2 separate regions of the Homo sapiens genome follow, and region 1 is linked to region 2. A link is an interaction called in ENCODE POLR2A ChIA-PET data of the cell type or tissue named here. Cell type or tissue: MCF 10A. All regions are shown on one strand. Links, peaks and the distances in the headings refer to the core of each region. The heading gives the core; the rest is flanking DNA.

What was found. ChIA-PET counts read pairs that join two places held together with the same protein. Peaks named below come from ENCODE experiments on the same cell type or tissue, not always from the same donor. Only the 100,000 strongest peaks of a DNase experiment are listed, where the experiment ranks them.
Region 1: POLR2A ChIA-PET joins it to region 2 with 6 read pairs; 2 of 35 experiments call an interaction of 5 or more read pairs at or near these places.

Annotation. Positions count from the first base shown.
Region 1 is chr2:23,416,116-23,421,543 of GRCh38, reverse strand. All of the region lies in intron 1 of KLHL29 (kelch like family member 29), which reads right to left. Among named protein-coding and RNA genes, the nearest start is that of LINC02923, 32 kb to the right of the region's middle. RefSeq lists an enhancer at 636-1,470. In MCF 10A, for the core only: no CTCF peak of the experiment used is centred there; a DNase peak (open chromatin) is centred at 2,743.
Region 2 is chr2:23,251,610-23,257,037 of GRCh38, reverse strand. No RefSeq gene overlaps it. Among named protein-coding and RNA genes, the nearest start is that of KLHL29, 130 kb to the left of the region's middle. In MCF 10A, for the core only: no CTCF peak of the experiment used is centred there; no DNase peak of the experiment used is centred there.

The sequences.
Region 1 (5,428 bases), core at 176-5,175, 160 kb before region 2:
ACACACACACACACACACAATCTTGTCTAAACCTTCCTTCCTGACATTCAGGACAAGCAGAATGACTTTGTACCAGAAATCCTTCACTTCTCCCCTCCAGGAGCAGCCACCCCAAAAGAGGAGGAGAGGAGAGGAGAGGCAGAGACGGCCTCCACTTCCCTGTGCTCTGTAGGGAGGCCCTACTGGGCCCCCAGCCCAGCCTCCGGCTCTGCCCTGACCATGTGATCTTCAGGAGCAGACACCCCTTCAGCAATGGACAGACCACAGATCACTACAATCCAGGCCATGCCGGGAGACACCACAAGACAGGTGCCAACCATTGTCTAGCATGTGACAGACCAGGAGGACTGCAGGGGCTCAAAGGACCTGGAACAGGTGGAAGAAACATTGAGTGGAATTACAGGGTGGGCTGGAGCCTTGTCTACACTACTGAGCGAGTCACCCTGCCTTTCTGAGCCTCAGCTTCCCTCTCTGTAAGGAGGGGACACAATGATACCTACTTCCCAGAAGGTTGCTGTGAGGACTAGTGTGCGAAGATGTTAATGAAAGCCCCTGGCCTGGCGCCTGGCCAGGTCTCTAAGGTCTCTGTTGACTGATAAAGGAGGAGGAGGAGGCAGCCAGGGCTTCTGGGAGGGTGTGAGATTGATGCTCGGCTTTGAAGGTTGGGTATAATTTGGGTGGGGGGGTGGCGGAAAGATGAGTCGTACATGTGCCACTCATAGTGACTGCCCCACCCAGAGGCCCCGCTGACAGATGGGCCTCAGCAGTGCCATTTCTGGAAAAGGGTGGACGTGGCTGGGAGCAGAGATGGCCCCAGACCCAAAGGCGGCCAGCACAAGGTCCAGCAGGCACTCTGCAGACACCCTGGCACCAGGAGCTCTGGCAGGTGGGGCAGGGGCAGTTAGCTAAGCTCACTGGACTCTCTGCCTTTGGAATTTCTTGCCAGAAAATACACACGATCTATCAGTTGACATCAGGAAGAAAACTAAGAAAGGTGCGGCAGAATCTGCTCAGAGGGCAGCAGTCGCTTTGTGAGCAGGGCCCTGAGATGAAGACGCATGGAGGACTCCAGACAGCCCGGTCTCGGGAGCCAGCGGGCCTGTGTTCCTGTGGGATTCCGCCTCCCGTAAAACAAGCCCCATTCCTTGACATAGCTTAAGTGAGTCTCTGACCCTTTAGCTCAACGGGCTGCACGCAGTGAGAATTTCAGGCAGGAGGAAGCAGTGACGGGATCGGTGTGGACGCAGCAAGGAAGGAGAGGAAACAGGGCTTCGAGGGACGGCCACAAGGTGGGCGAGTTCCAGCTGTAGACAGCTCTGAAATGGCTGAGGGATTGTTCTTATTGGATAGACGATGCGGAGTCCGTGAGGGTCGCTGGGCAGGAGGGAACAGGAGGGGACACAGGTACAGTGATCTGATGGTGGGCGAGGCCAAGGGTCACCACATGCTGACGTAGGACCCCCCGTGCCGGCCACACAAGCAGCCTGTGTCTCCGTGTGTGGGGAAACCATGTTATTCTGCAGGCATTCCACGAGTGAAAGCACTGGACGCCCTTATCTAACCTTTGTGATGTGTTACATGACAAGGCCTCTGTGGCTCAGTGGGGAGAAGGGAGTGGTGAAGTCAGCCAGCCAGTCAACAGCCGAGCTGGGACAGGCAGCCTAATCCTGGAGTAATGACTGGCCCCAAGTCCCTTCCTCTCAACAAATGACCTATGAGCCAGGAACAGAATCGCCTGAGTGGGGAAAAGGCCAGGCTGAGAGACCAGCCGCACCCCAAAGCGCAGCCCACGGGAGCCCTCAGACCCCAGCCCCACTGCGACACGGGCCTCAGCACTGAGCCCAATGCCAGACTCCTGGTTAAGGCCACTGTTATCCTGAGGACTCATTCCGCTCGACATTTTTCAGGGAAAGGGCAATTAAAAATCTATTCTGAATAGAGCGAGGACATACTTTCAGAATGAAATTGAGAAGATGCCCTGGAAATAACAGAGCATCCAAGTCCACAGTGATTAAAGAGATGAGTCAAGCCTAGCGAGACAGGGACAAGGAGGAAAGTCACATGTGTACGTGAGTGCAGTCACCCCGGCTGTGGGCTCCCACCGACAGCGCGGGCCACAGACGGCCCTGCAGCTCCTGTGATGGCTGTGCCCTCCCCAGGTGGGACCCTCCAGCCTGGGGAGCGCCAGGACAGACCAGGAGCCTTTATCTGGCCTCCTTCACTGGCTCAGAGGTAGCAGAAATGACTCAAGAGAGGGAGAGAAACAGAAGGCAGGGGAGCGGGACAGTTCTGGCCAGAGGGCGGGGCCAGTGTCTGCAGAGTTCAAAATTATAAGTCACAAATGTGACCTTATGGAAGCTCTTCTTTTTGGAAAAATCATACTGGTCTGGCAATCTGGAAGCCGAGTTTTCTGACTTGGCCTGTTTTAATTTAGTCAGTAGGACAATTTACTAGTATCTGTGGTCTGCAACTCCAGACTCTAAAAGACACCAATGGGGCGTGTGACGGGGCAGGAGTTGGAGGCAGTAATGAATCCTAACAGTACTAGGAGAAAGACAAAGCCTGTTCTTTACCTATAGATTCCTTTACCATGGAAAGTGCCATCTGGCACCTTGTGGAACTCATGTGCCAATAAGTCAAGCCTAACATGGGCACTAAGGGGCAGGGAAGGGGGGATCAGGATTGACGAAGTGCATGCTGTGAGTCAAACACAATGCTCTGTAGTCTTTCTTTTTTAATCCTCACAGTAACCCCAGCGTATTGGGTAAGGTTATCCCTGACTCACAGATGAAACAGCTGAGACTCAGAGGGGTTAAGTCACTAACAAAGTTCATAAGCTGTGGCCCCAGCATCCCTGGGCCCCCGGTTACCATCACTGCTGGCGTCCAGGCTTCCCTTACTACCCTCCCCCGGTTACTGTTTAGCACAGGGCTAAATCTAATCAACAAAGAAAATTCCTGTGTCAGCAACAGTCCGTGGAGGAGAAAGTGAGCATTAACAAATGCCTGATTACTGTAAACTAGCTCAGAAATGCCAGGGCACTAAATCATGCTGAAGCCTAACATTTCAAAACCAAAGCACTGGGTCTGCAGGTCCCTCCGAGATGCCTATGTGGAGCCTACATAGGCCACAAATTGCTTGGACGGGGGTGGGAGTCAGGAAGGATCTGCCCCCAGACCCAGCTAGGGATTGCCAGCCTTGGGACACCCTCCCAAGGGGGGTTCCTTACAGTGCCCATGCCCACTCCATCACCAAGGGCTGACAAAGCAACAAAGACCAAGGATCAGGCCCTGGCTCCATGGCGGGGTCCAGGTAGGATGGGGTGGGGAGTCAGGCAGGAGGGCAGGTGGAAGCACAAGGCCTCTTCAGTTTGGAAAGCCCACTGCCGCAGTGAGAGGGCAGGACCCCACAGTGGAAGGTGTGTCTGGATTCATTCACTCTTTCAACAAACACTTACAGCGTGTCTACAATATGCCAGGGACTGTGCTGGGCTTCGGGGACAGAAATGAGCAAGACAGACCCTGCCCTCAAGGAAATCACAATCTAGCTGAGGGGAAAGATGAACAAACTACTCCAGGGCGATGGACAGAATATGACAGGAGACGATGTTATGCTACAGGGCACCAAAAAGAAAGAGACCCAGATGGTCTCTCTGACCACACTGGACACAGCCTCAGTAGAGGGTGGGGGTCGTGGTGGCAGTAAAGGTTCTAGGGAGAAGAAACTCAAGGCTAAAAATCCAGGCTGAACAAGCCCACGGTGTTGGGAGAACTGCAAGCACTTCAGCAGAGCTCTAAAGGGTCTATGACAGGAAAAGAGCAGAGAAAAGTGAGGCTGGAGGGGAGAGAAAGGTGAGGCTGGAGGAGAGACAATGCAGTGATAAAAATGAAAATCCCAGGGTCAAGGCTGCCTGGGTACAGAGCCTCCATCCACGACTGACTTGCTCTGTTCACCTGGACAAACGACTTCATTTCCGTCTGCTTCAGTGTCTCCATCAGGAAAGTGGGGATCGCGCAGTGCGTACTGCATGGCACTGTTGCCAGGATCAAGACAAGGTACCTAAAGCTCGAGGTTCGACGTATGTAAGTTTGGTGACATGTGCTAAGCCAAGGAGTATGTGAATTGTGCTCACCTGAGTGTAAACGCTTGCAGGCAGATGATTCACTTCGGTCACTCCATGCAGCCACACATGATGGCCACACAACAAACGTGTATCCCCAAATGAGATCTCTAAGCCATGGCTCTAGCAGAAGGCTGTCAGGATAGAATTGGTGCCCTGGCTCTGGATGGAGAATGAATGGGCAGGGAAAAGCTCAGAGGCCAGGAGATGAGTTAAAAGGTTGCTGTCAAATCCCTTAAGAGAGGATGGAGCCTGAACCAAGCAGGGGTCTTGGTGGCAATGGAGAGAGAGGACAGAGGCAATGAAGAGAAGAAGGCTGATGGCCCCGGGGAACAGCTCTATGTTGGGGGTGGAAGGAAGAGTATTCAGGAAGGCTCCCAGGCTTCTGTCAGGGCCATGAGATAGGAACCCAGGTGGAGGAAGAGATTTGGGCTGGGGTTGGGAAAAGAGGCTTGAGATCAGCTTCAGAAGGGCTCAAATGGAGGTGCCTGTGGAGTATCCAGGGGAGATGGCCCTTAGTGAGCTGGTGTTATGGGTCTCACAGTCAGCAGTGGGGTCAGTACTGAAGATACGGATTTGGGAACCATTGTTTTAGGGAGCCCATAACAATACTGAAGAGAGAATGTGTACAGTGAGAACAAAGATGGAGCCCCAGGAGGGGCAGAAAAAGGGAACGTGGCCAGGAAGGCCACCATGTTTATTTAGCTGGCAACACACTAGACACCCTCTTTACCCGATAGGCAGCAATGGATAAAATGCAGCTTCTCCAGGAAGAGTTTCAGTAAATCATAGACAATGGATCTATTGACAGAGAGATGAGAACAGCTCAAAAGACAGGGTGATGTGAACCTCACAGGCAAAAAAGGGCTGAGTCCCTCCAGCCCAAGACTGCACCACCACATAGCATCTCTTACATTTGCATGAAGAGACCCTGGACTTGAGTCCCGGTTCTGCCACCAACTCACTGCCCTGGTGACCTTGGTGTATCACTTGCCTTTTGCTAGATGAAGAAACTGAGGCATGGACCTGCAGAGGACAACACAGCCTGTCCTGTCCATTCTGAGAGAGGAGGGAGGGAGACAAAGAGGGAAAATGCCCACCAAACCGCAGCTGCAAGACATCCAGTCCCATCAGAGGGCGGGGCTTGGATTACCCTAGGTGTTTTTCTAGAAGTGGAGCTCTGTGAGGTCAGGGCTTCTGAACTTGGGATGCATCAGTGTTTCAGAATACAACAGCTTCTTTCCAGCATACAAGTGTTAGCAGAGAAGAAATACACAAGACTCCCCAGGCTCTCGGGATGTTATCACT
Region 2 (5,428 bases), core at 122-5,121:
AAGGAATATCCATAGTTTTCTCTTTTCTAATGTCTTCACTTGGTTTTGGTAACAAAGTAATTCTGGCCTCTGAAAGACATGAGAAGTATCTTCTGCTCCTCAATTTTCTGAAAGACTTCATGTAGAATTGGTATTATTTCAAATTTAAATATTTGATATGATTCACCTTTGAGTCCGTCTGGTTCTGTGCATTTTTTTGGCAGGGGGCCAAAGATTATTAATTATAAATTCAATTTCTTTAATGAAATAGAGTTATTCAGGATATCTATTTTTGTCTTGAATGAGCTTTGGTGGTTTGTGTCTTAAGGAATTTGTTTATTTCACCTATGTTTTTAACATTTTTATCACAAAGTTGTTCATAATATTCCGTTTTTATTCTTTTAATATCCATTGAATCTGTAATGATATCACTTCTATCATTTCTGATATTGGCAATTCTTCTTTCCTTTTTTCCTGATCAGTTTTGCTAGGGATTGATAAATTTTATTGATTTCCTCAAAGAACTAGATTTTGATTTCATCAATCTTCTCTGTTGATTTTCTATTTCATTGATTTCTACTTTCATCTTTGTTTATTTTTTTCTTTCTGCTTATTGTGATGTTTAATTTTTTCTTCTTTTTCTAGTTTCTTGTGGGGATTATTGATTTGAGAACTTTCTTCAGTTCTAATATAGGCCTTTAGTGCTGTACATTTGTAAGTGATATATTTTCATTTTGGTATTTTCTGGATACTTTCTAATTTTCTTTAAAAAATTTATTCTTTCACCCATTTGCTTTTTGAAAATTTTCCAGATATCTTTTTGTTGTTTGTTTTCAACTTTCTTATATTTTGGTTAGAGAACATACTTTGTATGAATTTAATTGTTTAAAATTTATTGAGACTTGTTTTATGGCCCAAAATATGATATCACATAAATGCATTTATGTGTTCTTGAAAAGAAAGTGCATGTTGTACTTAACTGGAGTGCCATATAAATGTCAATTAGTTTAAATTGAGTGATAGTATTATTAAAGTCTTCTATATTTTTCTTGATATTATGCATACTTTAATCAATTATTGGGAGGGGAATATTTAAATCATCAACATAATTGTGGATTTGTCTATTTCTAATTAACATTTATTAAATTTTTCTTCATACATTTTGAAGCCTAAATTTAGGTTTATTATGTTCGTTTTCTGAATTAACTCTTTTTAAGTAGTAAGCATCTCTTTTTACCCCTAGTAATATTCTTGTCTCTGAAATCTTTGTTTGCTATTAATATAGCCACACCATCTTTGTTTTCATTAGGGTCAGCATGGTATATCTGTTTCCATGCTTTTATTAATAGTTACAATCTATTGTGTCTTTGTATTTACAGTAAACTTCTTGAGTGCTGCATGTAAATGTGTGTTACTTTTCTTCCAATCTTACAATCTCTGCCTTTTCTTGGAATGTTTACATCATTCATATTTAATGTGATTGATATGGTTATCTTTAATTCCACAATCATGCTATTTGTTTTTTCTTTATCCCATCCATTCTTTCTTCAGGGTTTCTTTTTTTTCTTTGCCGTCTTTTTGTCTTCTATCTTTTGGATTAATTTTTTAAAAATATGATTCCATTTTATCTCTGTTTTGACATATTAGCCATAACTCCTTGGTTTTTAGTAGCTGCTTTAGGGTTTATAGAAGGGATAGAGAACCATTATTTGTAAAGAGCCAGATGGTAAGTATTTCAGGCCTTGTAGGCTGTATGTTCTCTATTATAACAGTGAATTCTGCCATTGTAGTGTGGGAGCAGCCATAGACAATAAACAGACATAAATAAATATGTAGATGTAAATAAATAAATGTGTTTAGCTTTTTTTTTTTTTTCTTTGGTTTGAGACGGAGTTTTGCATTGTTGGCTGGGCTGGAGTGCAGTGGCGTGATTTTGGCTCACTACAACATCTGCCTCCCAGGTTCAGGTGATTCTCCTGCCTCAGCCTCCCGAGTAGCTGGGATTACAGGCACCCACCACCATGCCTGGCTAATTTTTTGTATTTTTAGTAGAGATGGGGTTTCACTATGTTGGCCAGGCTGGTCTTGAACACCTGACCTCGTGATCCACCCACCTTGGCCTCCCAAAGTGCTGGGATTACAGGCATGAGCCACCATGCCCAGCCAATGTGTTTAGCTTCTAATCAAATGTTATTAGAAAGAACAGGTGTCCGGTCATATTTGGCCCATGTACTGTCATTTGCTGATCCATCTTTAATTTTTCACCATCCACTTCCATCTCTCCTTCCTAGTCTTTGTGCTATTATTGTTTTACATTTTACCTCTAAATATGTTATAAATCTCACAATAGAGTGTTATTGTTATTGCCTTAATAGTCAGTTATTTTTAATGAGATATAAAGAGGTTTTTTAAAAGTTTACTTCTAAATTTACCATTTTAGCACGGTCTTTATTCCTTTGTGTAGGCATTGGTTTTTATGCCTAGTATAATTTTCCTTCTGCTTAAAGGACTTTCTTCAACATTTCTTGTACTAAAGTTTTGTTGGTGATGAATTCTTTCAGCTTTTGCTTGTCTTAGAAAATCTTTACTTTGTTTTCATTTTTGAAGAATGTTTTTTCACTGTTTATAGAATTCTAGGTTGACCTACTTTCAGTACTTAAAGATGCTTTAACATTGTCTTCTGGCTTGCCTTTTTCTCAATGAGAAGTCTGCCATTATCCTATGCTTGTTCTTCTGTATATAATGTGTATTCTCTGAATGCTTTCAAAGCTTTCATTTCTTATTGGTTTTAAATAACTTGATAAAGATGGTTTTGGTCTAGTTTTCTTTACTCTTTTTGTGTTTGGTCTTTGTTGATCTTCTTGGATCTATAGGTTTATAGTTTTGTCAATTTGGAAAATTTGGAGGTATTATTTTTCAATTTTTTTTCTGACTCCACTGACCTATATCTTTTCATTTTGTGATTCAACACATATTAGGCTACTTGAAGTTTTATAAAATGAGTTCTCTTCTTTTTTTTTTCAGATTTTTCCCTCTTTGTTTCATTTTGGTTGGTTTCTATTGCTTATTTTCAAGTTCCATAATCGTTTCTTCTGCAATTTCTAATCTCCTGTTAATGCTATCTGGTATTTTTTTTTCATTTCATAAATTGTGTTTTTCATCTGTGGGAGTTCACTTTCAGTCTTATAAACATCTTCCATGGCTCTACTTATGCATAATCTTTCCTATGCCTTCTTGAGCATATGTGATATGGTTAAAGTAATTGTTTTAACATCCTTGGTTGCTAGTTCTATCATTTGTGCCATTTCTGGGTATGTCTTCTTAGTTCATGGGTCCCCCTTATGTGGGTTGTATTCTCCCCATGTCTGATAGTTTTTGATTTGTTGTCAACATTGTTTATTTTACCTTGTTGGGTGCTGTCCATATTTATATTCCTATACAAAATTTAAAGTTCAAGGACACAGTAAAGTTACTTGGAAATGGTTTGCTCATTTAGGCTTTTTAAAAAGCTTTTTCAGTTGGCTCCAGTATAGGCTTTAATCTAGAGCTAATTTTGACCCACAAATAAGGCAAATATCATTCTGATTCTCTACCCAGTGCACCACTAATTATAAAGTTTTCTTCTAGGGCTGGTAGAAACGCAAAGTCTTTCTAAGTTTGTGAGAGTTTCTCGGATTGTTCTTCCTGTTCCTTTTGGACAGTTCTTTCCCTGGCCTTGGGTAGTCTTCTCACATACATGTCTGATCTATACTTGGTTGAAGACTTTGCAGGGGCACTCTACACAACTCCAGAGCTCTTTTTCTGTGTAGTTCTTTCCTCTCCAGTACTGTGTCCTATAAATTTTAGTTTCTTTGGTCTTCCTGGACCAAGCTTTGTTTACCAACTTTGTTTCTTCAGCTCAGGTAGCATGCTGAGCTCTGTCTGGGTTCTTTTTTCTTCTGCTGTCATCTGATAACTCCCCGCAGTAAGCTGGGGTCATCATAGGACTCATCTAATTTATTTTACTTTTCTCAAGGGTCGTTGTCCTGTGCTTCCTATATGCAATATATGAAAATTGTAGTTTTATATATTCTTACAGATTGTTTGTTTCTGGTGGTAGGGTAAATCTAGTTCCTGTTAATCCATCTTGATTAGAAGCATTCCAATCCAAGTACATATTTTTGGTCTGCAATTTAGAAATGCATTAAAAAAACTTTAATGTGGACAGATTACCCTAATAATATAATCTTAGATGTACTGAAAGATAAGATATAGGTATAATGATGATGAGAATAATAGTTGCTTTTTAGGTTCCTATCATGCAGTGGGAACTTTGTTAAGTGTTTTGCATGATATGTCTGAATAAAGTGTCTAAAATAATCAATGTTGTGTGTTAGGTGCTATTTCCACCGCTTTTTTTTTTTTTTTTTTTTTGAGACAGAGTCTCACCCTGTCACCCAGGCTGGAGTGCAATGGCGCTATCTTTGCTCACTGCAACCACCGCCTCCCGGGTTCAAGCGATTCTCCTGCCTCAGCCTCCTGAGTAGCTGGGATTATAGGCATGCACCTCCACACCCAGCTAATTTTTGTATTTTTGGTAGAGACGGGGTTTCACCATGTTGGCCAGGCTGGTCTCGAACTCCTGACCTCGTGATCCACCTGCCTCAGCCTCCCAAAGTGCTGGGATTACAGGCGTAAGCCACCACGCCTAGCCCCCTATTTTCTTTTTTAGAGATGAGGTCTCACTGTGTTGTCTAGGCTGGAGTGCAGTGGCTATTCACAGGTGAGATCATGGCACACTACAGCTTTAAACTCCTGGACTCAAGTGATCCTCTCCCCTCTGCCTCTAGAATAGCTAGGACTACAGGCATACACCACTGTCACTGACACACTTCTGTTTTTTAAAGTAGGAAACTGAGTTTATAGAGTTTATGCAATTCACCTAACAAACAGTGGAGACAAAACTTGGACCTTGACACTCATATTCTAGAATCCACATTCCCAATCACAAAATTTGAAATATTGTTTATATCATTTAGAGACATCTTAAAATTCCAGCAATAGAGGAATTAGTTAACTAGTTTACATTTATGTATAAAATGTATGCAAGCATTTAAAAATGATGTTGTAGAAAAATATTTGAAAAACACTTTTAAGATAAATAGTACAATAACACTGGTCATCCCGAGTGATGAAATCATGGATAATCTTAATCTTCTTCTTTTTTCCTGCCTTATAGTTTTCAGGTTTCTTGACTTGGCTCAGAAAGAAAAGAAACTTGTATACAAAAGGGATTGCAGTCCTGGGTGCTTCTATGTACGGTAGCCATGAACAAGTTATAGAAGCTGGGCTTTTGGGCTACATATCTGGTGTTTGTAGGTTTCTTTTTTTCTTTTCCATCTTTCCACATTTACTCTATCCTTTGTGGTCCAGCTTATGTTCAAACTCTTTTGAGCGATCTTCTCTGGTT